3 separate regions of the Homo sapiens genome follow, and all the other regions are linked to region 2. Evidence: read pairs that join two places in POLR2A ChIA-PET (ENCODE). Cell type or tissue: MCF 10A. All regions are shown on one strand. Each heading gives the region's core, and the rest is flanking DNA. Links, peaks and the distances in the headings are about the cores only.

The links. ChIA-PET counts read pairs that join two places held together with the same protein. Peaks named below come from ENCODE experiments on the same cell type or tissue, not always from the same donor. Only the 100,000 strongest peaks of a DNase experiment are listed, where the experiment ranks them.
Region 1: POLR2A ChIA-PET joins it to region 2 with 12 read pairs; 2 of 35 experiments call an interaction of 5 or more read pairs at or near these places.
Region 3: POLR2A ChIA-PET joins it to region 2 with 11 read pairs; 5 of 35 experiments call an interaction of 5 or more read pairs at or near these places.

Annotation. Positions count from the first base shown.
Region 1 is chr2:46,405,418-46,412,918 of GRCh38, reverse strand. LOC124907762 (a long non-coding RNA gene) reads left to right here and starts at 149. Exons shown (of 2, transcript XR_007086306.1): 1 at 149-3,510; 2 at 6,694-7,185. RefSeq lists an enhancer at 3,479-4,053. In MCF 10A, for the core only: no CTCF peak of the experiment used is centred there; DNase peaks (open chromatin) are centred at 2,458 and 3,718.
Region 2 is chr2:46,642,461-46,649,961 of GRCh38, reverse strand. It overlaps LOC105374584 (a long non-coding RNA gene), which reads right to left. Exons shown (of 2, transcript XR_940058.3): 2 at 1-1,947. Among named protein-coding and RNA genes, the nearest start is that of CRIPT, 29 kb to the right of the region's middle. In MCF 10A, for the core only: no CTCF peak of the experiment used is centred there; DNase peaks (open chromatin) are centred at 1,641, 4,111 and 5,811.
Region 3 is chr2:46,847,570-46,855,070 of GRCh38, reverse strand. All of the region lies in intron 1 of LINC01119 (long intergenic non-protein coding RNA 1119), which reads right to left. LOC107985880 (a long non-coding RNA gene) reads left to right here and starts at 1,545. Exons shown (of 2, transcript XR_001739449.2): 1 at 1,545-1,677; 2 at 4,470-5,988. RefSeq lists an enhancer at 4,967-5,261. In MCF 10A, for the core only: no CTCF peak of the experiment used is centred there; DNase peaks (open chromatin) are centred at 4,120 and 5,870.

The DNA.
Region 1 (7,501 bases), core at 1,612-6,611, 240 kb after region 2:
GTAACTGTTCCATTCTTGTCTATTTATACTGGCTGTTTAAAAATCCCAAATATAGATATTATTTAATTATAAATTATACAATTATAAATCAATAAAAATAAAATGATAAATATAAATACTAAAAATAGTAAAACCATTTTGGGCACTGTTGTCAACATAATGTGATGTGCTTATCTGATGATTTATTTTATGAAACGTCAAAATAACTTTGGGCTCAAAAGTCAATCTAAATCTGTAACTTTTGTTTGAAAATCATAATTTTAATGGCTGCCTATGACCTAGAACAGCTTTTGGCCAAATAGCCACAAGTCTGTCACTACCCCAAGCATAGATATTTTAGTCAAAAATTTAAAGGAAATACCAATATTTGGCTGGGGAGTAAGGGTTGGTCTATTTGTTATTTGCACAGTGGGACTATTTCTCTTATTTTTGTGTCTTAAATCAGGAGCATATAAACTCTTGGCTCTGTTTGTTCCTGCCCTTTTTGGTCTGTTCATTTCTGTGCTTGGCAGAGAAAATAACTTAGAGAAATTAGCTGCCCAAATGTGTGATTTCTTGGTCTACCAGGGCTGGGTGTGAAGCAGGTGCTTCCAGGACATTCCTGGGTTGTCCAGGGTGCTCATGTGTAATCATCTGTCTACACAGTATAGCAACATCATTTCCCAGCATCCCTCTGGTTCCAACAAGCTGGATCACTCTGTGTCTTTGCAGTTCTCTGTGATAGACACTGGCAGCTGGTGATATGTGGGGCTGACAGTTTCCCCTGAAACTTGGCAATGAGGGGAACAAGGACATAGGCAGAGCTGTGCAGCCTGAGAGCCCTGAGAAGGAGGTTGGGAAGTGTGCTCTGGGGTCTCTCCAGTAGCAGACGCAGGTTCAGCAGAGCTGGAATTGGCCCAAAATAATGAATTTGTCCTCCTGGAACAAAAACAGGGAAAGAACTGAGCTCACTTGGATGTCCCAGGTTGAGACAGGAGAGGTCATTTAGGTCCATTAAGAGCCAGGAGTGTGTCATCTGTCTTATATCATGGGATATAAGAAAGTGGGGATCAGAGGAACAAATCTGATGGTGAGCTCCCTGTAGGTCTACCCAGGTCTACCCAGGCAAGAGGAGACTCGATTCTGGGGAATGTGGGTCATACAGTTTTCTTTTGCAAGAGCATCCTCAGTGTGTCTTTGGGTAACTGTCACCCGCCCGTAATGACATGTTTAGTGTCTGGCTTCTCTCTTAGGACCATACACTCAGTGAGGCAGGGCCTAGGTTGGTCTGGTTCTTAGATGGTTCCCCACTGCCCAGCAAAAGGTCTAGTGGGCCATGACCAGAGAGGTGTGCTATACCTTTGGGGCAGACTGCCTCAGCAAGAGACCTGTTTTTCCTGTGCTCTCTGCTTCCTGTGTGCTGATTTCACTCCTGTCTCACAGTGGCCATGCCCCATTCCTGGGTTGGTGACCCCTGACAGCAGTGAGCATTCTGGTCACTATTACTCATATACCTCACCCAATGTAAATGAATGCATTTAGATGGGATTTTATAGCTCTCTTCTGCATTGGATCAGCATCAGTTGATTACTAATAAGTATTTTCATCTCTGCATGAATGACGGAGTCCTCTTCCTGGTCAGTTAAGGCCAGACTCTGATCATGGTAAATTTGCTAAGAAATGCCAAAGCAGCGTCACCCTCTGAGGTCCCTTGGTGTTACCACCCTTTTGTCAACTCATGTATGATCCCACCTGATTCATTCAGTTCAAAGCTTTAACACGGCTAGAAGCCTCTGAAGGGAGCTATGAAGCATGCCAGCTGGTCATTTGAGCACCAGGGCCCTGGTGCCTGGTTCCAGTTCTCACTTGCCACTTCCCAGCTGTGTGACTTCTGTGAGTTTAGCAACCTCTCTGGGCTCAGTTTTCTTATGGGGATGATAACAGTTAATGGCCTCAGCATAGGTAAGGGATTAAGTGAATAAAGACATATAAGGACTCCACACAGGGCCTGGCACACTGGAAAGGCTCAGCGAGTGTTTGCTCTGATGATTCTCAAGCATTGTTATCTCTTAACTTGCTTTTTAATATTCATCTTTTTCAGCAAGGCCCTGAACCTCCCCTCTTCACCACGTGCATTCATTCATCCATCCCTCTGTCCAACTTCATCTAATGGGGCCAGCGTGGCTACATCAACACAGCTGCCCTTGTGTTTCTGGAACAGTAAGAAGGGTTCTGAGCCCCATGAGAGCAGAAGCAGGCCTATATACCTTCACATCTGTATCCTCAGGGCCTGGATCAGGGCTGGCCCTGAAGAGGTACTCAGGAATGTTTGGTAAAGAAACGTTCTCAGCATTTGTCTTCCCAGCTGACCAGGAAGGTTCCACTTGATCCTGGGCACCCGTTCTGGGTACAGCATAGGCTATTGGCCAACACATGCTCAGCTGTGCCAAAGATGAGAGGAGCAGGGCATGTGCCTCGGGCAGCTCTGGTAGTTTCATTAAGATTCCTGTTTGCTGGGTATGTCGTGGGGAAGCTGATCATGGTGTTCCCACCACCACGGCTAGCTGGGAAAGCCTTGTCTCACCTACCTCCATCTCCTGCTTCCTGGGCACCTGCTTGCGGGAGAGAGAGAGAGCAATTCAGGTATGCCACAAGGGGAACTTACCTGCCTAAATGCAGGTTTGTCAAGAATTCTTGTCCAGCCAGAAAAAATCTTGTCAGGCTGAAGCGAAGTGATACATGATTTTTTTTTTTAAAGTCTGCTTTAAATTTCTCGTGGCTTCCAAAAAAGCGGCTAGCATACTTCCATATGGGATAAACTGGTATTCCATTAGATTAACTCATGCAACATTTTCTGAGAACCTACTGTGCCCCAGGTACCAGAGATGCCACAATGAGTAAAACCTACCCCACCAGGCTGTGCCATGTGGCCAGAAGAGCCCAGATGAGGAGGCTGTGGGTCTCTCCAGTAGCAGGTGTGGGGTCAGGCTCGTGGTCATCTTAGCCTCTTCCAGTCCTGCTTGTCTGGAGTCTGTGTGATGTAGGGGCAAGAGCACTGAGAGGACGTTGAAGGCCCTGGATTCTGTCTCTTGTTTGTCCTTCACCCGCTGAATGTCTGACAAATGGTTTCTTCATCTGTAAATGAGAGAGCCACACTAATTAAAGGTCTGGAAGGGCCCTTGAGGACACACATTCCATGTTCTGTGATCCCCACTTCTCTGTGTGTGTTTTCTCTTTTTTCTCTCAGCACACTGGGGCCAGACACTGCCGCTACATGTGGTGGAACCAAGTGACAGAGGGGGAGTAAGCGGAGGCTGGAATTTCTCCCTCTGTTGGCTCTCCCTGACCACCTGCCTGCTTAGCCTCTCCTCTTCCCCCAGTGAAAGTGCTGCAGCAATCTCGGCCTTTGGCACTCTCCTCAGGAATTTATGAAGCTTGTGATGTGAATGATGGAGCCAGCTAAGCCTCCTCTGCACTGACAGCTCAGCACAATGACCTGTTGGGTGATGAAAGAAATGCCAGGTGCTTCAGGTGAATTGGCTGGGATTGGGTAACTCAGAGAGTTGGCTCCAGAGTGTGTGTGTGTGTGTGTGTGTGTGTGTGTGTGTGTGTGTGTGTATTCATGGGACCTCACTTGAGCCAATGACACACCCAGACGGGACCTGGGCCAGCGGGCGTTGGGCCTGAGGTAAACGCCTGAGTCACTTTTGTCAACAGATCCTAGGCCCTGTCCACATATGGACTGGGAACCATGACTGCGCCTCACAATAGCCCAGCGAGGGCTGGTGTTTTTCCACTTAGAGTTGGTTTTGTTTCCCAAAGCTGAGCCTAATCCTTTTAACCCTTGCCTCTGGACTCCTCTTGGGGAGGAAGGGAACGCTATCCTTGCCTCACCAGCTCAGGTGGTTGTGCAACCAGCTCTAGGCGCGGGAGGAGGGCCAGGCCGCCTGTGTGTGCTCTGTGGGCAGGGCAGGTAGGCAAAAGGCCAAGTTTTAGGGCTGGACTCCTTCCCTGTGGGCTGGGGAGAGGGCTGAGGAAGGCTCCTGCTGGATCCCGGGGTTGGGATGGGTTCCTGGCTGGCTGGACTTCTGCCTACCCATCACCCTCTGTGACAGCCCCTTTCTTCGTGGTCCGGCCTTGCCTTCTTCCTCACTCTCTCACACTCCCTGCCAATCTCAGTCTTATCTCTCCTGTGGCTCGACAGAGAGCTTCCAGCCCAGGCCTCTCTGCCTAGCCCCAGATGCCCAGCCTCTGCCCAGCCCCAGATGCCCAGCCTCTGCCCTCAGGTGTCTCCAAGTCAGCGTGGGGCCCAGAAATGAGGATGCAGGCTCTGAAAACCACATCACAGCTCTGATTCTTACAGGGTTTTCAATCACACTACGCTTCAGTTTTCTCATCTATAGATATGGATAATAGCTGTGCCCTTCTCAAAGGTCCCCCCATGTGGGATTTAAATGAAATAATTCATATAAAGTTCCTAGATCTTGGCCTAGCACCTATTATTTTATTGTCTCTCTTCTCCAGCCCCAAACCTGCTCATGCTGCAGTCTCCCCGGTCCTGGTTTGTGGCTCAGTGGTTCACCCAGGCCACCCTGTGTCCTGCCCGTGCCCATATCTAGTCATCTCTAGGCCGCAGTCCTTGCTGCCTCTGCATTCCTGCGGCCCTGTGTTAGTTTAGGGCCTCTTTCTCTCTTTTCTGTAGTAGTGAGTTCCTAGCTCCTGAGCCAGCTGCATGATGCAGTCCCCAAATCTGATACAATCCTAATACAACGGCCCAATCCGATCATTACAAAAAGGCGGAGGAGCTCGCTATCAACTCCAGAATCAAGTCCACAACCTCCAAGGTGTGCGCAGCCTGGCGAGACCTGGGCTTTGCTCACCCTTCTGGCTTAATTCTCACCACACACTCCCCTGTAGCAGCCATGCCAAACCACGGCCCACGCTTCCGTCTCCTTGCCTTTGTTCGTGCTGTTCCTGCTTTCTGCTTTACACCTTTCCTGTATCCTTCTTTACCTGCTAGATGCCTGCTTTGCCATCAAGACAATAATCTTTTTTAAATTTAAATTTAAATTCTTTTGACTTTTAGGTGTAGGGTACATGTGCACATTTGTTAGGTAAATTGCATGAAAGACAATCTTAAATACATTTACAGACCCAGTAGCCAGACACTGTACTAACTGTGATTTACATGTATTCATATAATCTTTTCAACAACCTCTTGAAGTGGGTACCATTTATAAATGAGGAAACTGAGGCACAGAGAGGTTGGTAAGTTGACCAAGCTCATAGAATTAGTAACTGGCAGAGCCTGGGTGCAAACCCATGCAGCCAGTGCTAGAACCTGCGCCTGACTGCTACGCTATGTCTCAAGCCCCTCGTAGGCACTGCCCTCCCACTGATGCCCACCTGGCCTCCCCAGGCACTGTTTGGTGCCTCCCCTTTGGTGCTGGTGACTACTGTTGCTTTGCCACAACATGTGTTAGTCACAGTGCTTTTTCCGGCGAACCTCTGGAGGGCAAGGACCGTGTTCTGTTCATTCTCACATCCCCATGGCCCACAGTGCTTGGCACCTGGTAGGTGCCCAATAGACGTTTGTTACACCAAAAGAGCTGGTGAATGAAATGTCATCTGTAGGACTTGTCAGAATGCCTTCTTGCTTCCATCAACCTTTGGCCCTCCATTTCCAAGACTTACCTAAGACTTGCCTCCTTCCTGAAGCCTCACCCACCCTCACTCTCTTCCTTTGCTGGAAGCCTCCTCGCTTGCACAAGGCTCATGTGTATATGGTCAATTCTTTTCCCTCCCTCCCTTCCTTCCTTCCTGACAGAGCTTTGTGCTTGTTGCCCAGGCTGGAGTATAGTGACGCGATCTCGGCTCACTGCAACTTCCACCTCCCGGGTTCAAGCGATTCTCCTGCCTCAGCCTGCAGAGTAGCTGGGATTACAGGTGTCTGCCACCACACCTAGCTAATTTTTTGTGTTTTTAGTAGAGACAAGGTTTCACCAGGTTGGCCAAGCTGGTCTCGAACTCCTGATGGTCAGTTCTTGATTAGGTTTGTTGATGGTAGAGGAGCCATACCGTTGCCAGTGGGCTGGGGAAAAGCTCTGGCTCTCTTTTGTTTGGGAGAAGGCAGCTTAGTGAGTCAGATCACACCTTAATGCTCTTGCCCAGCTGGGGGAGGAAGGGAGAGTGCAGAAAGGTGTTGGGGGTAAGGGCAGGAGACACACCAACAGTGCATCCTGTTGGGATGTCCTTCTGTAACCACAGCCCCTTGCTTCCCAATTCAAATGATGAAAAGAGTAACAAGGAATCCAAATGCAGAACAAGTGGCCACCCTGTCCCCATGACTGTAACCAATCCATACACAGGATAAAGGAGATGGACCCAGGAGGGGCATTGTGAGGCTGCTGCTAACTTCCCACAGCATCCAGAGAGCACCTCTCAGTCTGATGGCCCGGATATCAGGGGTGTGGGCAGGAGTGGCAGTGGGGCAGGAGGGAGCTACTGCTGAAGGTCTTGTGCTGGTGCTAGGCCTGGCAAATGGCACACCTGGTTCCACCGAGTCCTGAAAGCCTAGGAGCTGGGGTATCGTGTCCACTACGCAGAGAAGGAAACTGAGTCAGGAATCATTTTACCCATCAAGTGTCCACCCCAGAAAGTCTGGTAACTCTAACGCCAGTCACTGAAAATTTAGGACGTGTCTCTTCGTTTCAGTTTTCTGTTCCACCGAGTGGATGTGTCCCCCGCCTCTGTCTCTCAGCTTCTGGAGGAATTGAAGCCTGTGACATGTTTCGTTCCCAGATGCTTCTTGCAGCCTCTACCCGACACTGCTTATGGAAGCTGAGGCTCAGAGAGGGCTCTGGAATATTTCAGCCGCTTACATGTAGCCATTTTGGTGTGGTTGTGTCAAAATGACTTTGCCCAGATGCAAAACCACTGGTAACTTAAACTTCTTTTTTAAGTAGTATCTCCCAGGGATCTCTGTAAGCCATGTCACCCCCACCTGGTCTCTCCCTTTCCTCTTCCTCAACCCTGCCCTGACCCTGACTTACCCAACCCCTGCTTGATCTTCATGTGATGATGAGGCAGGTGTGGGGAAGAAGAAAGTATTTGCATATTACTTGGTAATTTTTCAGGAGGTAAATGTTGGATGCATGTGCCTGCTGTTGTTTTGGTTTTAGGTGGCATTAAACTGTTCCAACATGGGTCCTGTGCCGGAGTGTTGCAACTTGGGGAGTTCCCTGGGGAGGCGCCTGTCTCCCTGCGTGGCTGGGGCTCCTTGGTCTCAGCATCAGATGGGGCTGGGGTATGAGGGTGGGTGGGAAGTCCGTGTTCTTGATGAGGGGAGAGGTGCTGGGAATCCCACTGGACACAGCTAGGCTCAGTGCACATTGGGCAGGCTACCCCTGGGGTGCAGGTGGGGACCTCAGCAAGTCCCGGAGGGAAAGCACTTAGCTGGGCAATGTGAGCTTTGGACTCCAGTTTTGCCACGTGCTACCTGTGTGACCTTGACCCAGCTCCT
Region 2 (7,501 bases), core at 1,164-6,163:
GAGCACTAGGAATCCGGAGGCCAGAAAGATTCCTGTGACTGGGGTGGTCAGGGCTGACCCTCACAGAAAACACATTCAAGGAGACAGCAAGTTAACTAGTCCCTTTCTACTCAAGGTATAGACCAAGGACAAGCGGCATTGACACCACCCGACAGCTTGTTAGCAATGCAGAATCTTGGGTCTCTTCCCTGACCTCCTGAACCAGAATCTGCATTTTAACAAGATATCCAGGTGATCTGCAATGTTTAAAGACTGTTGAGGATCCAGTGTTTGTATTCATATCTCTTTAAAGTGAACGAACACTCTAATTTCACTGTTTAGTTTTAATTTGGCATTTTGTTTTGCTTTTAGAAGAATGTACTAAATACTCTTAAGCTTCTGCCATTCTTCACTCCAAGAATCTATGGAAAATCCTAATAGCTAAATCTTCTGTGGCCTGGTGATTTCTTAACTGGAAGAAAAGCTGTTATCCGAAGCACCTTTTCATGTATTTATGCAACAGGAATTATTGTTCAAGAAACTAGACTTTAAAAAACCAAAGATATATTTTTTTGAGTGACTAAAGGAAGTTTACGTTATGCTCACTACAATTCGGGTACAGTCTAATTCTTTGCAGATTGCTAATCTATGTATGCTAGACTATGGAACCACAATACTAGATCACGTTTCCTCAGGTCATTCCCCACCTCCCCACACTGTCCCCCCATACATCATTTTGAATCAGTGGAAGTTGTTGTCATGTGGAATTTGTAATAATTCTGATAGAGAAAATTAGACACTTCACACACCAGTACATGGACAGGACTTGTTTTAACATCTCAGTAAGAAGTGACAGTGGCCCTGTGTCTAACTGTGGTTCCATGTCTCTTATCCACTCGTGGAAGCTGGGTGCGTCCCTTCAGAAATTCAGTGTGGCAGAAAGAAAAGAGCACTAGAAAACTAAGCAAGAAAACATTCCTCTGGAGAACCCTGACTAACATAAAGCCCAATCCCCATCAGCACACAATATAACAAATATGCATATGGACCCTCTCAATCTAAAATGTTTAAAAATAACAATATATAACTAAACTGGCTTGCAAAAATCACTCATTGTGAAAAAAAGAAAACTAAGTGAGAAACCATAGGCTCAGGGCTGACACACGTTAGCTGTGTAGTGCCACTTCTCTGTGTCTCAGTTCCCATCTATGAATGAAGGAGGTGGAATGAGATGGTTGCTAATGTTGCTTCCTGGTCTAGCATCCCATGAGCCTAGTTAACTAGAAGTTAGAGGATGGGTAGTTATTCATTAAACCCAGAATACATAGTCCCAAACAGAAGGGGCCATATGATCCTTACTTCCAGATATAAAAGTTGAGAAGGCTGGTTACCATAGCAACTCACCTTCATGAAGTCATTTATAAATTCAATTTTGTAAAGTGACAATATTATGTACTGGCACCTGCAAAACTCCATAATGTTTCCTTTGCTTCCATTCTTGCCCCGGGCGATGGTGCCAAGAATTGTCATAATCTAGAGAAGCAATCAGAGTTCTCAAGCTGCCTTTCGGTCTGCTAGAACAGAAGGTGCTGACAGGGGTGGGAGTAAAGGAAGGCCTCCTTTCAGTTTACTAATTCTGCAGCCGCCCTTCACAAACTCCAGCAAATATTTTGCGATGTTGCAAGGTGTTACGAAAAGTGAAAAGCAAGCTGTGATTCAGCTGGTACGAAGACTTTGCAAACAAAAAAGAGTGATCTGTTTGCAGCAGACTATTACTTCTGCCAGAGCCCACAGACTGGAATACTAAAAGAGGAATTTCTGCAAGACATTGCCATCATACTTACTGGATTTTCAAAACAAAACCAATTTTAAATTGTTTGGCCTGGTAGGTTTCACCTTGTGAACCTCAGATTCCTGGGAGCTGTAGAGTCACTGCAAGGGATCTGCAAACCAGCGTGCATGTTCCGTCTGTAGAGTGAATGAAAAATATGCTCATCCATATGGATTACTTTTCAAATACACATAAATGTCATTGTGATGAATACAAGAAATTAATTTGCAATGTTAGTGAAGATACCTCAGCTCGTTATGAATTTTCGTAACTGATATTCAAAGTAGAGCCAATATCATGCTTGAGTTTAAGAAAACTCTTTTTCATGTTGAAAAGCAGTCTTCACACTTGTCAGATCACTTGTCTTGGTTCTTGGGGCAGAGGATATGGACACCTTACCATTAGGAGAGAAGCTTTCCCCCAGGATTGGCTCTGCTTTCACGGCATATGTTGGATAATATACCCACCATTTGGTTTCTAGAACCTTAACATTTGATAGGAAGACATTTAAGTGGCTCGTTGAGCCCTGTTCTTCCATGAGATACGTCATCCCTGAATATAAGTAAGATCTGAGCAGTGGACACAATTCTAGTCCAGACATTTATGTAAGAAATAGAAACTAATTTTGATTTCAAGCCTCCCTTTCTTTGCATTGTCAGAAACTTTATCTCAGTGAACTTGTGGATTTCAACCTCACCTTCCCCTGGAGTTGTATCTAGTTTCCGGGAGGGGGCTTCTGAGATGCAAGATGTGCAGAAAGGGAGGGGGGAAGGAGAGAGAGTGAAGGATGTGGTCCTCAAGATCATTCTTCCACACTGGTATTTATTGAGACATTCTTCACTCTTGTCTGTGTGACCCTTTCGGATTCAGGAGCACTCTCCATTTCTCTGATGTGCTCTTGGGCATGAAGAGACATGCTTCTTTCTCACTGGGGCATGGGAAACTTTGCACATCTGCCTACGTTCTCTTCAGTGGGGACCCATTATGCACCCATTTCTCCTCTGGGGCTTCACTGAGGATGCAAAGAACATGTCTTTTCTGCTCCCAAGTCTCACAAAAACATCTGCAATTGTGTCACCTTCCCAGGGTGAAGTAGCACACAGGATCCAGAAACATCTCTGCCCTCTGTACCTTCCCATGAATTCACTTCCTCCCCCTAAGAAACTCTTTTCTACTCTTGTTATCTTTTCTTCCAAATATTTTATCTATGCCACATTTGTTTGTTTTTTCCTTCCCATAAGGGCAACTTCTGAATCCAAAAGCCAGGAACATACTTTTATTTCTCTGCCTCTTATTATCACATCTCATCTCTGAGATAAGGAGTACAAACCAGGCTAGCTGTCCAAATGAGGGGAAGGAAAAACGAGGTAAGGAATTGGCTAATATTATTCTGCTGATTAATATAGATTTCACGAATCTAGGGCCTGCAAGAAAGGAGGTCAGCCCCAAATGAAACCAAACACTGAGCAAAAAGTGAATTTTTCTAGAATAATTAAAATAGGACCCCCAGCATTGGTGCAGTTTTTCTACTGGCTGTTGGTATTTTCTGCAGTCGGGCATCCAGAGCTAAGTGCCTGGACTTCGGGCACAGTGCTGAATTAAAAGGATCTTTTCTAAAGATTGGGTGAACAATTAAAGCTCCATCAGTCGTATATAGAGGTGCTTCACAGCCTGTCAGACTTGGGTTTTGGAAGAGGAGGGATGGGAAGGGAAGAAAGGGAAAGCAACCTAAGTTTCTAGCTCCACAGTCTCTGCCCCAGCCAGATCCGAAGTCCCTTCATTCACTCATTTATCCTTTCATTCAAAAACCATTGAATTTCTATAGTGGGCTATATACAGGGAACAAGGAACTCTGTATTTTAGTCCTGGCAAATTCATCTAAGACTCTCTTTGAAAAAAAAAAAAAAAGACATGGTTTCTGGATTTAAGGCTCTCACAGTGTAGTTGGAGGAAGAGCCCATGCGAAGATAGGCAAAGTAGCAATTTCAAAGTTATGATGAGGAAAATGCAGGTTGTAGGTGACTGTGAGGCAGGACACCTAGCCAGTCCTTGAGAACTCAGAGAAGGGTTCCTGGATAGGCCAGAAAGATAAGTGGAAACTTGACAGAGGGAGTACCAGGGCTCTGGGGAAAGAGCAACCTTGAACAGGCTAGGCCACAGGCTAGACTGCCTCTTAAGTAGAAGAGGGCCCCAGGAGCAGCTGGTCTGGCTCTGAACCAGCCTCAGATTTCCAGCAGCAGTGATGACTCTGCATTTCAAACTTGGTGATTATGAACACACATTTTTCGGATTCAAAGGAGTTAGCTGCTACATGCCTGGGCAAGAAGATTCCATTTCCCTGTTTCTCAACTTGTGCTGTGTGAATCAGGAGCCTGTAGGAGGAACACGGGGGTGGAGGGTCCTTCACAATGAAAAGCCTCAAACTCTCTTCCCCCTCACATCTTGAAGAGAGAGTGGCAGCTGCCTTCGAAGAGCCTATATTCCAGGCAAAGATGAGTTTGTTGGCAAAACCATGTAGGAGGCACCAGAGTGCTAAATTAGAGCTTTTGCAAGCAATATATTTTTATCATTAAACTCTTGGCTAAAGCTCATTTGTTCCAAATGGGCTGCCTTAGAAAGTATGCTCACCTGAGTATGGGGTGAGGGCTTTGAAAATACAAGTTTGTTCCAAAAGATGCACAAAGAAACAAAATTAACATTTATTTTATAAAAGAAGGATAGTGTGAAAAGGGATACAGCTCTTTGGCTCACTAAATCATGAGATTAGACTATATTTCTCCTGCCACGAAGAGTGGAAAATTAACATCCTGTTTGAGGAACCTCAATCACATAACCTAAAGGCCAACTCCATGTCATGGAGACAAATCAGAGAACCGAATTTGAAGGAAGGCCCAAACATTGCAGATCCCACAGGAAATGATTACATACTATTATTCTTGAGTGAATGTAGTAATATAATCCTTGAGTAAATAATCAGAACAGACTAAGTGTATTTGCGTTAAACTGTAAACAATCATCTAGATCAAATTACTTAATATTTTAATCCATGAATGTAGAATAATACGTGCTTTAGCTTATGCCAATAGGACAATCCTTAGAGATGTCTGAGTTACTTCTGGCCATGAATTTAATCCACAAAGTGATTAAGAAATTAAGAAACAATAAAATAGCCTGGGAAAACAATGTATCACTACTGTGCAGCCACTAAGCTTCTGCATCAACCCGAGGATTTTCCACACATGCTCATCATTCCAGAACTAACTAAAACAGGGGTCAGGAAACTTTTTCTTGAAGGGCCAAGCAGTAAATATTTTAGGATTTGCAACTCTGCCATTGTACACAAAAGCAGCCATACACACTATGTGAATAAATGGCTATGGCTATGTTCCAATAAAACTTTATGTGCATAAATATGCAACTGGCCTGTGGACCACAGTTTGCTGACCCTTGATCTTGAACAATTGCATAGGTGTAGAAAGATGGTCCTTTTGGAGAAATTATGAGTTCTTTAGAGCTCCATGGCAGACCAATTTCTGTGGGGCTATATGGTGAGGGTGCATTAGTCCACTGGCCTGCAAACTGCACCCCCCTTTTTTTTTTTTTTTGAGACAGAGTCTTGCTCTGTCTCCCAGGCTGGAGTGCAGTGGTGCAATCTCGGCTCACTGCAAGCTCTGCCTCCCGTGTTCACGCCATTCTCCTGCCTCAGCCTCCTGAGTAGCTGGGACTACAGGTGCCTGCCACCACACCCTGCTAATTTTTTTGTATTTTTAGTAGAGACGGGGTTTCACCGTATTACCCAGGATGGTCTCAATCTCCTGACCTCATGATCCACCCACCTTGCCCTCCCAGAGTGCTGGGATTACAGGTGTGAGCCACAGCGCCCAGCCCCTTTCTTTATAAATATTATATAAGGAAGCCTTTATAAAGACTGATGGGTGCTGTCAAAGAGGCCAGATGACTCAGCAGGCAGCAGACTTGATGTGGGATTCAGGGAGAATTGTTAGTTTGAGGTATAAACCACAGGAATAACCACAGTAAGCCAATCCCATAGTCTTTTCACACTTTCACCTGGACTGTGGCTTTGTGAGGTAACATGGGGATTCTGTACCTGATACCAATTTCAAAAGTTAAGGTTGTACACCAAAAAGTTCCAGTTTCCTTTCTAACTAAGCAAATGTTTCATTTGGGGCTGGGTAGGTACATTTTCCTGCCATATGCATGGTCCCTGCTGAATAAACATTGCTTTGTAAGCCCCCCACCCCACCACTCCCCACAACCTATCCCCTGCCATAGTTGGCCACTCAGTTATGTGTAACTTGCACTCTGTCTTGAAAAGTGGAGCTGGGCCCTAGTTCTCTTTCAGTCATCTGAACTGAAAGCAAGAGGGAAAATGCAGGCAGAGACACAGCCAGAAGGGTCATGTGGCCTCAAGGCCTGGAATAGCCTCTAGGGGGCCTTGTACAAGATGTGTTCAATGAAAAAGCACAAGCAATATTATGAAAGTGTTTCCTGTTGCGGGAAGTCAGGGACCCCAAACGGAGGGACCAGCTGAAGCCACAGCAGAACATAAATTGTGAAGATTTCACGGACATCTATTAGTTCCCCAAATTAATACTTTTATAATTTCTTATGCCTGTCTTTACTGCAATCTCTGAACATAAACTGTGAAGATTTCATGGACATTTATCACTTCCCCAATCAATACTCTTATAATTTCCTATGCCTGTCTTTACTTTAATCTCTTAATCCCATCATCTTTGTAAGCTGAGGATGTATGTCGCCTCAGGACCCTGTGATGATTGCATTAACTGCACAAATTGTTTGTAAAACACATATGTTTGAATAATATGAAATCTGGGCATCCTAAAAAAGAACAGGATAACAGTGATTTTCAGGGAACAAGGGAGATAACCATAAGGTCTGACTGCCTGTGAGGCCAGGCAGAACAGAGTCATATTTCTCTTCCTGCAGAAAGCCAATAGGAGAAATATCACTGAATTCTTTTCCCAGCAAGGAATAACCCTGGGAAAGGAATGCATTCCCAGGGGGAGGTCTCTAAAATAGCCGCTCTGGGAGTGTCTGTCTTATGCAGTTGAAGATAAGGGATGAAATACACCCTGGTCTCCTGCAGTGCCCTCAGGCTTGCTAGGATTAGGAAATTCCAGCCTGGTGAATTCTAGTCAGACTGGTTGTCTGCTCTTGAACCCTGTTTCCTGTTAAGATGTTTATCAATGACAATGCGTGCCCAGCAGGACATGGAACCTCATCAGTAATTCTAATTTCGCCCTGTCCTTGTGATCTTGCTCTGCCATTTGCCTTGTGATCTTTTATTGCCTTTTGAAGCATGTGATCTCTGTGACACACTCCCTATTCGTACACTCTCTCCCCTTCTAAAACCCCTAATAAAAACTTGCTGGTTTTGTGGCTCAAGGTCACCATCACGGTCCTACCAATATGTGATGGCACTCCCGGAGGCCCAGCTGTAAAATTTCTCTCTTTGTACTCTTTCTCTTTATTTCTCACACTGGCTGACACTTAGGGAAAATAGAAAAGAACCTACACTGAAACACTGGGGGCTGGTTCCCCTGATAGTTTCCAGTTCTATAATCCAAGAAGGCCAGTTGTTCCTATTCAGGAATCCTTACATTCCAGAAAGATCACTCTGCGGATTTACAAAAGCTTCTCTTTCCC
Region 3 (7,501 bases), core at 1,644-6,643, 200 kb before region 2:
TTGTCATCCTGCTGTCCCGGCTCAGGACCACTGTCTGTTGTGGGGCCTGAGGACAGGCCAGCCCATGGAGAGGGTGCTCCACTCCCCAGCATGCACATCCTGAGCAGGCCCCAGAGCCCGAGAGGTGGATGACCTATGTCTGGGGTCTAGCTTCCAGGTCTGGGTTCTGGTTATTTCTGATTTTTCTCAGAAAAATACAGAGGTTGTAGAGCAGGGTTCAGGAGAATAAAGAATCGCAGGTATTTCAAGGGAGCAAACTGAGGGAGCCCATTCCCTAGAGGAATGAGGTTGCTTTTTGGGAGTTTGACCATAAAATTGACACATAGAAATCAAAGCAGACAAAGGCCAAGCCATGCTAAAAAGAGACAGAATGGGGCCCAGGCCAGTGAGACCTGCGTATCTAAAGGAAAAGATGCCAGTCAGAAGGGGTCAGGTCTGCAGCAGAGAAGTAGAAAAGAGCCAGTCCTAGGCACACGGCCACACCCATCCCACACTGCCTGGGGAAAGGGATTCCAGTGTCCCCACTGGCAATGGCATGTCTCTGTTGGGGAGGTGCATGCCTCCCACTTTTGTAGCCTGAGATTTTCAATCATTTGCACTCAGTAAGGAAAGGCTCTGGTTCTGAGCCCAGAAGCCCAGGCCTGGCTCCTTAAGCATTGTGCCTACAGGAAAGGGAGGGACTGCATGTAGGGACGAGAGAGCAGCCAGCTGCTCACCACTTTTCCTGTGAATGAACAAAGCCACTGTATTAGTCCGTTTTCACACTGCTGATAAAGAAATACCCAAGAATGGGTATTCACAAAGGAAATTCACAAAGGAAAGAGGTTTAATGGACTTACAGTTCCACGTAGCTGGGGAAGCCTCACAATCATGGTGGAAGGCAAGGAGGAGCAAGTCACATCTTATGTGGATTGCAGCAGGCAAAGAGAGCTTGTGCAGGGAAACTCCCATTTTAAAAACCATCAGATCTTGTGAGATTCATTCACTATCATGAGAACAGGGCAGGAAAGAACGGCCCCCATAATTCAATCACCTCCTACCAGGTTCCTCCCGCAACACACGGGAATTGTGGAAGTTACAATTAAAGATGAGATTTGGGTGGGGACACAGCCAAACCGTATCATCCTTCTGGTTTGATACAGTGTGAGCTAATGTTGCATGAATTCCTCCCTTCATCACCGTGAGACCACCTCTCACGGATGAAATATAATCAGGAGAGAACCTAGAGGGGGTGAGGCCATCAGGTGAATACCATTCCTTGGGATCCACCGGCCTCCCCAGAGGGGTCCTTGGCTTTGTCAGAAGCCTCACCCCTTTCTTTTAACTTCCTGAGCTGTGCTGTCCAATATGGTGGCCACTGGCCCCATGTGGTTGTCGAGCACTTGAAATGTGGTCAGTCTAAACTGGCATGTGGTGTACATGTGAAATACATATAAAATTCTGAAGACTTGATGTGAAAAAAAATGAAGAATATCTCATTAATAATTCTCTGTACTGATTGCACATTGAAATAATATTGTGGATATATTGGGTCAAATAAACAATATTATTAAAATTAATCTCACCTGCTTCTTTTTACCTTTGATCCTACCCCAAGGCCTGCCAGAATGAAAATAAAGAACAAAGACAACAAAGAAAACAGCCGACAGGAACAGGATCTTGGGAGCCAAATATCAGGTGGGTGAGTGGTCACTGCCCCCAACATTGTACTGGGCGAATAGTGCCCCTCTAAAACTCTTGTCCACCTGGAACTTCAGCATGTGACTTTATTTGGAAATAGGGTCTTTGCAGATGTAATTAGATAAGATTTTACTGGGTTTGGCTGGTTATAAATCCAATGACCGTTCTCTAAGTCCATGTAAAGACACAGACACACACGCGGGAGGAGGAAGGCCATGTGGTGATGAAGGCAGAGGTGGGAATGATGCAGCTACAAGCCAAGGAAAGCCAGGGATTGCCAGCACCAACCCAAGCTGGGAGGAGGCACGGAGGGGTGCTTCCCGTAAACCAAAAAGTGCCTGAGTCAGGTATCAATCAATGCAGAGGTTTATTTTGCCAAGGTTAAGGACACATGCCTAGGAGACAGGTCGGTGCCTTTCTCCAAGGATGATTCTGAGGGCCTCAATATTTAAAGGAGAAAAGCAGGCTCAAGGGAAAAGAGGTCACATAACTGAATCCATGTGTTGCAAGAGAAAAGGAGTAGGTAGGGGAATGGTCAATTATGTATTCCTCTCAAGCTCACCATTAGATAAGGTGAACACAGAGTAGCTACTGTGGAGATATTTTACTTTTTATCTGTAGCTATCTGCTCAGGAAAAAAAAAAAGAAGGCAGCTTCTTCTATGACTCAGCTTTCAGCTTAATATGTTTTTCTTTTAGCAGGGTGAATTGGGGTCCCAAGTTTTTCTTTTCTTTGGCAGAGTGAATTGGGGTCCCAAGTTTGTTCATTCTTTCTTGCTTGCTTGCTTACTTGCTTTCTTGCTTTTTTTTTTTTTTTTTTCAGGGTCTCACTCTGTCACCCTGGCTAGAGTGCAGTGGTGCAATCTCAACTCACTGCAGTGTCAACCTTCTGGGCTCGAGTGATCCTCCCACCTCAGCCTCCTGAGTAACTGGGACCACAGGTGCATACTACCACACCTGGCTAATTTTTGTATTTTTCGTAGAGACGGGGTTTTGCTATGTTCCCCAGGCTGGTCGTGAACTCCTGAACTCAAGCAATCCCCCTGCCTTGGCCTCCCAGAGTGTTGGGATTACAGGCGTGAGACACCATGCCCGGCCTGGGCTCCCAAGTTTTTACTTTGCTTTCACGTTCCCTGGAGTCTTCAGAGGGAGCATGGCTCTGTTGACACCGTGATTTCTGACTTTTGGCCTCCAGAACTGCGGGACAATACATGTCTGTTGTTTAAAGCCACCCAGTTTGTGATAATTACAGCAGCCCTAGGAAGCAATATACTTAGTATGGAAAAACAATGTGAAATTTCTCATTAGTAATTTTTTATGTGAATTAAATGATTGATTTGATAATATTCATTTGGGTTAATACAAATATATTGGATTAAATAAAATATAGTATTAAAATGAATCTCACTTTTTTTTTTTTACTTCTTACAAAATATGGTGATTAGAAAACACTAGGTTGCATGGGTGACTTATTTATGGCTTGCTGTATATTTCTATTAGACAACGCTGTTCTACAGTGTACAAAACAAGGGACTCTGAGGTCCCTGTGTGTGAGACCCTGCACCTCTTCCTCTGGAGAAGAGAGAGTGGAGAAGCTTTTAAAACAGAAGCCCTGGCCAGGCACGGTGGCTCACGCCTGTAATCCCAGCACCCAGGCCGAGGTGGGTGGATCACTTGAGGTCAGGAGTTCAAGACCAGCCTGGCCAACATGGTGAAACCCCATTTCTACTATAAATACAAAAATTAGCTGGGCGTGGTGGCGGGTACCTGTAACCCAAGCTACTCGGGAGGCTGAGGCAGGAGAACGGCTTCAACCCAAAGGCGGAGGCTACAGTGAGCTGAGATCACGCCACTGCACTCCAGCCTGGGTGACAGAGTGAGACTATGTTTCAAAATAAATAAATACATAAATACATAAACAAACAAACAAAACAGAAGCCACACAAAGGCAGGAAAGGTTTTTCCACAAAGTCCAGCAGCAGTGTCCCCAGACACGAGGAAATATCAACATTTCAGCCTGAGGTGAGACCGGCAGGAGAACGGAAGCCCCTGGATAGGCTGGGAAGAGGAATCAGGAAAAGTCTTCTACTACAAGTGGGATAAGAATCTTGTGCCACTCCTGGCCAGGGTGGGCTCTGCCTTTGAGAACAATCACAGTGCCCCAAAAGGGAACCCTGTGCAGAGAAGGCCAGGGTAGGTGGAAGGCCGGAAAGACACAGGGAATGCTCCTGTCTCCTTTGAGGAGGGCCGGAGCTAGAGCCCCACACCTGCTACACTTTCAAAGGCAGCAACCCAAAGCCGGGCCAAGGTTCTAGAATCCTGCCTGCATGCCTTTGCTGGCCGTAGGCTGTGTGGGAGTGGGGTCTTGGGGTTACCCAAACAGCTCATTGGCTGTGGAGTTGGGGGTGTGGGGATGGAAGGTGGAGAGAGGGAAGCCACCTGGCTTAGCCAGGCCTGACTCATGTTTTCCTTGGCTAGAGCTGGGATTCCTGTCAAGGTTTCTGTCCCAAGATAGCATGGCTGACTGAGCCAGGCAGTGGCTGGATGCTGTATTTCACTGCTTGTCCAGGCTGAGAGGAGAACCAAAGATTGTCCCAGAATGTGCGTGGTATGAAGGTCTCCCTTGGAGCTTGAGATCCCAGCAGGAGCTATTAGATTGCCTTTGGAGGTGGGAGTTCAAGGGGGTAGGAGTTGGATGAGGATCTGACCCAGGACCCCCAAACAGCCCTCACTTTTCTGGGGACCCTGGGATGCAGAGAAGCAGGCCAGGCTGGTCTGGTTCTTTTTCAGGGATCCAAGGAAGCCCGGAAGTGACCTTGAGACCACTCTCAGGAGGCCCTGTCAGAAGAGCCCCTCCCTCTCTGCATAAAGGTAGCGCTGGTTTTATTGTTGTTGTTACTGTTATATGGCTTCCCCGAAAACACCCAGACAGGTTTAAGAGCACAGCTCACCCAAATTCCCCCATGCAAGCCATCTGTACCTAATCAAGCCTCTCTGTGTTTGCTTTGAGGGATACCTGGTTGCTTTTCCTGAAATCCCTTCTCCAGGAAACTGGTCCCAGCTCAAATGCCAGCTCATTCCAGGAAGACTAATACAGCAAGTTATTTTTTCTATAGATATTTACCTAGTGCCACAAAGCCACGTGTCAGACCTCATCTAGGGACCAGGGCATAGCAGTGAACAGCACTTCATGAAGCTCCATCCCATTCTGCCTTTCTGGGTATAAATGAAGGAGTCCTCAGAGGGTGGGGTGGTGCCTGCAAGGAGGCTGCTCAGGGAGCATGTGTTTTGACCAGTGAACAACCGGCTGGACCAAGGGGTCAGGCTCTAGTGGTGGCGTTGGACCCTGACTCAGCACTGTGTCAAAGCAATGGCGAGAGGTCCCTGCCTGCGTGTTCATTGGCGGCAGGGTCTGCATGCCTCCGCCTGCTCTCAGCAAGGAGCCCACTTTCCTCTCTGGGCTCAGCTCCAGTTCTCGGGCTTTCTCCCTCCCCGTCTGCTTCTTATCTCTGTCTCCAGTGTTTAGAAAATGTCATCTTCAGCAGTCAGGGCCGTGAACAGCCGTGGGAGCAAGGAGAGGCTTGCAGCAAGGGAACAGGGGTCCTACCAGGGCCTGGCTTAGAGCACAAAGCTAGTCAGAGCTGGAGGGACCCTTGGAGGCCAGCCACTCCTGCCAGACACCTGCCTGTTCCCTCCCCGACCCCCACCTCACCTTAGAGAATTGGAGATTTGTAGTTTTGACAGGTGGGGGAGAGAATGAGACTCTTTCTCCATCCCCAAACTTCCTCCCACCAGCACTAACTCAAGGGATATCCACTCTGTTTTACTTCATCAGAACAAGAAGACCGATTGGATCTGCTTAGGAAGACAAACCTCCCAGGGGCACGCTATTCAGTCCACTCCTGCTGGGGACAGAAGACCTTTGGGCAGCCCTGGCTCTGAGACTTGCCCTTTCTTGGGGCAGCACAGGTTTTAAAGACTAGGTGCCCTGGGGTGACAGACAGAGACCCCCAACCTGCTTTCCCTAACATTCCAGGAGGACCCAAATCACTGGCTCTTCCAGGCTCTTGGCCACTTTCCAGTTCCCATGAGGATTAAAAGGAAGAAGTGGACTTTAACTCCAGCGATGGGACTGTGGATGGATTGAGGGTGGGAGTGCCCTGAGACCCAAGGAGTCCGCCAGCCGGTTAGTCATAGAAAAACACCTCCCCCTTGGCTTAGGTGTGTACCTAGTGGAGGCAGAGCCGAGAGACAGATGTTTTCTCCAAATCTTTCCAGCCTTATGACTCTTATAATTAGACCTGGAAAAACATCTTTTCCTTTCTTCATTTTTTTTTAAAAGACCAGATTGTCTTAAACACAGAGTGATCATTTGGGCCACTGGAAAGCAGAAAAAAGAGAGAGATGACCGTTTGGAAATAATGCTTTCTTTCCACGTTCTGCTCCCCTACCCGCTGCCTACATGCCCTTCTCCCACTCTCCCCAACTCCCCCCGAAAATGCCCTGCTGCTGTGGCTCTGACTCCAGAGGAGATGGAAGATGACACCCCTGGGCTTCAAAGGCATTTCCAACAAGGGCTCAGCTTCTTGCAAAGCCTCTGAGAAAACCTTGGCCAACCCCCTGGCTCCCCGCTTCTAGCCTCGAAACTGAGGCTGCTCTGCCTGTCAGGAAGCCTATAAATCCCCAAGTCGGCAAGAAGCTGCACTCTGGAGCTCTCTCCATTGCTCAGATACCTGGCTGCAGGCCCTGGGCCGACCTCAGCCAGTCTAGAAGCTGGTGTAAATAAGCACATTTATCTCAGACAGAACTCATTTTCTGAGGAAGTGGATTCCCCTGGGGATACCAGCAATCAAAAAGTCCGTTGTTCCCTATGGGGCCACAGCTCTTCCCCATTTGACAGCTGATATTTAATTGATGGCTGCTTTTCTCCATAAGAATATTACACGGTGTTCTTAGAGTTCCAGCAAAATGATAACTCCTTTGTCCCCAAGGCAGAGGAGCAGTGGCTGTCCTCATATCTATCTAACCTGGGGGAAATACATATTAGGGTAACTGCCCATATATCATTGATCAAAAATTCCAATATGCTGCTGCCCTTCTTGAAACTAGAACCAAGCACAGTTTGCAGATAGGAGTTCCTGGGAGTTGAGCAATCTGGGAGAGTTGTATTACTCAGAAATGTTTCAAGTCTGGGAGAAAAAAAAGGAATCTTAGTCTTAGAGAGAAAGATCTGGAAAAACATCAGCCTGGAAGCCTCAAAGATGTGAGATGTCAGCATTAGAAGGGCACAAGTCAGCAGCCAGGGTGGAATTCAGAGCCTCACCAAGGCCATGCAGCAAGGTGTGGGGCAGATAGAGCCAGGTAGCTCCTCGGACGCTGAGCAGAGTGGCAGGCAGAAGGGAGCAGGAACATCCTAGGAAGGCCCAGGCTGCTCTGGAGAGCTCTGACGGAGAGGGGCTGTCTGACAGCCTGGCTGCCCAGAGGCCTATGTTTCAGCCCATTCCACTCCTCAGTGGCTATCTGACCTCAGGCGAGTCCCTTGGTCTCTGTGCCTGTTTCCTTACCCATGGCAGGAGATGGAGATGCTCAAGTAAATGACAGAAACAAGAAGGTCATGAACAATACACAAGGCAGGAGCCAACCGAGGAGGGCTGGGACCACCAGCCAAGTCTCACCAGCTGAATTCCATCTCGGGCCCTGGAGGCGGCAGCATTTACAACCACAAAGCAGCCTAAATTTGGCCAGCCAGAGGCCTTCTGCCCCTGGGGTGGGTCTCTGGAGCTCTTGCTGGACTGATGTTGCCCTAAGAGATCCTGGCTGGG